2 separate regions of the Homo sapiens genome follow, and region 2 is linked to region 1. Evidence: chromatin loops called from intact Hi-C (ENCODE). Cell type or tissue: endothelial cell of umbilical vein. All regions are shown on one strand.

What was found. A loop is a pair of places that touch in the nucleus more often than their neighbours do. Peaks named below come from ENCODE experiments on the same cell type or tissue, not always from the same donor. Only the 100,000 strongest peaks of a DNase experiment are listed, where the experiment ranks them.
Region 2: a loop joins it to region 1, with 4 times the contacts of the local background. A loop is called at or near these places in 4 of 110 quality-filtered maps.

Annotation. Positions count from the first base shown.
Region 1 is chr9:77,587,296-77,589,795 of GRCh38, reverse strand. All of the region lies in intron 1 of GNA14 (G protein subunit alpha 14), which reads left to right. Among named protein-coding and RNA genes, the nearest start is that of GNA14, 60 kb to the left of the region's middle. RefSeq lists an enhancer at 1,406-2,311. In endothelial cell of umbilical vein, no CTCF peak of the experiment used is centred here; a DNase peak (open chromatin) is centred at 1,325; H3K27ac peaks cover 2,173 bases.
Region 2 is chr9:77,750,426-77,752,925 of GRCh38, reverse strand. All of the region lies in intron 5 of GNAQ (G protein subunit alpha q), which reads left to right. Among named protein-coding and RNA genes, the nearest start is that of GNA14, 100 kb to the right of the region's middle. In endothelial cell of umbilical vein, a CTCF peak has its summit at 1,286 (motif pointing right); DNase peaks (open chromatin) are centred at 1,285 and 2,345; H3K27ac peaks cover 1,299 bases.

The DNA.
Region 1 (2,500 bases):
TTGGTATGGAAGGCAGTGACTCTGGATGGTCATAATTAAAATCCAGTGTTGCCATCCAAATGACAATGTGCTTTTGCAGGCAACTCTGGCTATCATGGTTGCTTTAGGCAACCTGCGGTTTACCCACTGTGTACTGACTACAGGCCATAGCCCGAGGGTGGAGGAAAAAGGCAATATCCAGCTACTCTCAGAGGTTTCTCCACCCTGGATGAGCAAACAACCCTCTCCCCTTTCAACAAACACAGTACCTGTAAAGACAGGGCTGACTCATACGATGGCTTTTGAGAATGAAATATAAGTGATATCTGAACCCTAAGGTGATATATTAAACAAAGAGTGTTCTCCGCTCTTCCAGGAACCATGACTTCCAAAAACAAACAAACAAAAAAACAAAACAAAAAAAGAAAACCGAGCTCACTCCATTTTGCATGAATAAAATTTCTAGGTCAAAGTCAAAGGAATTGGTAACACTGACAGTTTGGTTGACGCAGAAAGTCAAATAGCTTCCTCCTTAAGAGGCTCTGGGAAATGAAGTGGCCTGGCCCATCAGAGCTAGAAATGACCCTGCAAGTGAGCATTTATTTCCTTGTCAGGCCAGTTTGGCTTGCAAGAAATGCACCTGTGAAAACCAATGCCAGGTTTTGGTAAACTGGTCCTAAAAGTTACTGAGCTATAATAGATTCCTGGGGCATACAAAAGTGCTGTGATTCCAAGTTTGATTTTTAAAAATACATTGAAGGGTCTGTATGAAATGGAATATAAATAAAGATGGCTTTGAATGCTAATGTCTAAAGCAAACAAACAGTTCTTTTTAGCTGTGCTGGCCCATGGCTTTTAAAAATGTGGCTAGCATGTGAACCCCCAATGTGTCCCAGGCACTTTTAGACAGTGGCAAAAGCAGGTTCCTTCTTTTGAAGAATTTTCTGCGACTGCATGTGTTCAGAGCAACACAGTAAGCACCCAGTATATATTTGTGGAACAGAGAAAGCTGTTAATTCTCTCTGGGAACATCAGAAGGACTTCCTGGGGCTAAGGTGACCTCTGACTCAGATTCAGGTTTGACAGTAGGAGAGTGTCACCTGACAAAGAAGGGGGATTAGCAACTTTTATGCTATGTGTGCTAACCTGCCTTCTAACTTAGATTTTTATATGAAATATATTTTCCTGCTTCCTTGCTCCTCTCTGTTCAGTCTTATCCCTGCTTCTATATCCTCTGATTAAAGGCTTTAAACTTTCCTTCTCTTCTCACCCCGTGACTCATTCAGCTGTCAGACACTTCCTAAGCATCTGCTCTCCAGGCTTCCTTGCTCCTGGGGAAAGCATTGTGCTAAATGTGAAATTCCTGCAGATTTCCTTAGTCATTCTCCATCAGGATCAAGAAATCACCAAGTCCTGCTTGTTACTTTCACATTCTTCATTCAAAATACAGTGCTGAAAAACAGGAAGTATTTTATCAATTAATGTTCTGTGGTTGCAAGCAACAGACACTGGCTAACTGAAGGAAGAAAAGGAGTTCACTGAAGGGGTGTCAGGGTGTGGTGGATGGAGTGATAGCCCCCCAAAGATGTCCCCCTCTGAATCCCTGAAAACTGTGAATATGTTACTTGACATGGCAAAAGGGACTTTGCAGATGGGATTAGGATCTTGAAATCGGGAGAGTGTTCTTGACTATTCAGGTAGAACCAATGTAATACAAGGGTCCTTATAATAAGGGATGCAGGAGGGCCAGAGTCAGAGAAGACGATGTGATGACTGAAGCAGACATCACTGAGACAGGAATTTGAAGTCACTGCTGGCTTTGAAGATAGAGGAAGGGGCCAAAGCCAAGGAAGGCAGATGGCCTTTAGTAGCCAGAAAAAGGCATGGAATGAAGCCTCCCTTAGAGCCTCCAGAAGGAACAGAGCCCTCCAACCCCTAGGTTTTAGGATTTTTGAAATCCAGAACTATGAGAGAATAAATTCGTGTGTGTATACGTGTGCTTGTGTGCATGTGTTTCAATTGCAGTGAAATTCACTGAATAAAAGCAACCATTTTAAAGCAAACAATTCAGCGGCATTTAGTACATTCACAGTACTATGCAAACACTCTATCTAGGACCAAAACATTTTCATCAGCCCAGAAAGAAACTCCATACATACTAGGCATTCGCTCCCCATCCCTTTGTCCCACCTCCCCCAGATAACCACCAATCTGTGTTCTTTCATACTACGGATATTTCATAGAAATCCAATCTTATGTGACTTTTGCGTCTTCTGGCTTCTTTTGCTTGGCAAATATTTTAAAGTTCACCCATGTTGTAGCATGTGCCAGTACCTCATTCCTTTTATGGCTGAATAATATTCCATTGTATATAAATACCACAATAACTTTAGCTATTCATCAACTGATAGATATTTGGGCTGTTTCTACATTTTGGCTATTGTGAATAGTGCTGCTATGAACATGTGAGTATAGATACTAATATGAGTTCCTGCTTTCAGTATTGGGGGTATATATGCTT
Region 2 (2,500 bases), 160 kb before region 1:
TTTAGTAGAGACAGGATTTCACCATGTTAGCCAGCATGGCCTCAATCTCCTGACTTCATGATCTGCCTGCCTTGGCCTCCCAGAGTGCTGGGATTGAAGCCAACTAAATCTTTATCCAAAAGAATGCTAATTTTGAAATTGCTCCAAATTTAAAGTCACTTGGGGAGAAATAAGATAAAATTTACATGCAGAATAACATCTGTAGAAACCCAGTGACTTTGCACACATACTTCAGTGTTGAGGTGTAATAACAGACACAGGCATTTCCATCTAAGAACACAAGGAGACAAAAGAGCCTTGGAATGAAGGTTGAGAAAACCGAGTTCTAGTCTTGGCTTCACCAGAAATAACTTTGTGGGTTTGGGAGCAAGTTACTTAACCTCTGCAGGTTGCAGTTAGATCAGCTGTAAAAAGAGGAGATTGGATGTGAATGAACTCCATATTCCCTTCTAGCTTCATTTCTGAGTCCTTGAGGGGAAGTGTGAAGCACACATTCAGTACCTACTCTACCTCCCGGTGCAAGTTATTGCAGCACGTGAACAAGACACTTTTTAGTCAGTATAGACTCAGATAGAGTAGTCACTTCCTAATAAGGATCTAAATGAAACATTAGAACTCATCTTAACCTTTTTCAGCTTTTCAAGTTTTCACATTTCTGTAATACTTTGGAATACTCCTGCCATTTTTACCGAGGTACATTAACTGCAGTTTTGCCTAGAGACCTCTCTACACCATGTTTATTTTGTTTTATTATCTGTTTGACAATTCAACTGCAAACAGAAATACTTGTCAGAGTGATTAACTTAAAGTGACTACAGGTTTTAAAAAATGAATTTTTCCTTCCCACTGCGTGCATACTGAGATAAAGTTGTTTTGTCATCCAATTCCAAGGGAAGCATTTACAAGCACTCTTTGATAGATGAGTCTATCACACAGCCTGAACATGAGCACTGTGTACCTCAACCATCATTTTTCAGGACAGTGGCACCTCATTTTAGATTCAGTTTCGCATTTCCCTTGGCAGGGCCACTGTTCCTGTGTTCCTGTTAGAAGTTAGAATTAATATAGTAACTTCACTTCAGTGACCTGTTTTTTTCGTTTGTTTTTTTTGTTTGTTTGTTTGTTTGTTTGTTTTTTGGAGGTCTGTCTGTTCCTTGCCTCGTTTCCTAGTTGTCCTAGCAACAGCCATCAAATTGAAATTACAGGAAGTGGAAGGTCTTATTACTAAGGAGAATAAAGAGCTGTTGACTGAGTTACAGATTCTAATTTTTGGTATCCACATGGGGGCAGCATTGCTTTAAGTGAGGTTGTAGCTCTTTCCACGTCTCTGTCCATCCCCAGCCCACCTACCCACCCCATTATAAAATTTCTGTCCGCTTCTAGGCTAACCGCACTTATTCATGTCTTTTCTCTACTGGGCTTTCTGAAGTACACTCAACTATCTTAAGAGATTGCATATGAATTTATTACGTGAAAATTACAGCATCTGCTTTTCATTTTACTGGTTACATGCCATGTATATAGAGTTAGTTTCAATACAGGAGTGTTTCAGGCCCATGTATTCAATTAGGGAAACCACCCAACCCATTCTAGGATATTTTTATTCTTTTTAGCAATACTTTCAGAGAAAATATGAAATTCTTCCAGATCTTAGCAAGGCAAGACCACAAAGCAGGTTTGGCAAAATCTTCCAAAAATCAAGGCATTAGGCAGTGGTTTGAGGGAAAAGGCAGGCCATTACTAATTTCCCATGCCTGGAATAATATTGAAAGCAGATGCCTGATAGCTCTTGTAATCACCTTTAATTGCTAAATGGGATTCACTGACTTAACATGATGGATGCTATTTAGTCTATAAAGCGGGGAAAGATTTGTAAAGGAATACACCAAAAGGGAAAAACTTGAAAAGGCCAAGCAGTGCTGGGTCTCCACTTATTAGACTCATGAGTTGGTATGTATTTACAGCACTGTACAGTAGCACCATCTTCACAGGTTAGATAAATGCCTATTTTCACTGTTGTTCAAAATGTTCATTTTAACCAACAAAAATTTATTGATCACCTGCCACAGCAAGGTGTTGTTTGGGTGTTGGGGGAGTGTATAGAAATAAGTATGATACAGAGTTGAGCTCCAAGAAGCTCAGTCAGTCAGGGTTGGTATAATATTTACATGACCAATTACAAAGAAAAGCCCAGGGAGGTTAATATAGCAAGTGTTCTTAACAAGCCATACGTGATTTCAGGGGAGGGAGGGATTTTTTTTTCCAGCTTGATGACTGGGAAGACTTCAAGAAAGAGTTAGAAATAAAGGTAATAAAACAAAAAATATGTAAGCATATTCAGGAAGTTTGAGCTGTGCCATTTGGCTGGAATGGAGGTTATGAGGTCGACTTCTGTATACCATCTTGAAAATGACTTTCACTGACTCATAAATTTTCTAAATTACATAATGATGATAACATGATCATTACTAGTGGGATTATATTATCACAAAAACCTCTT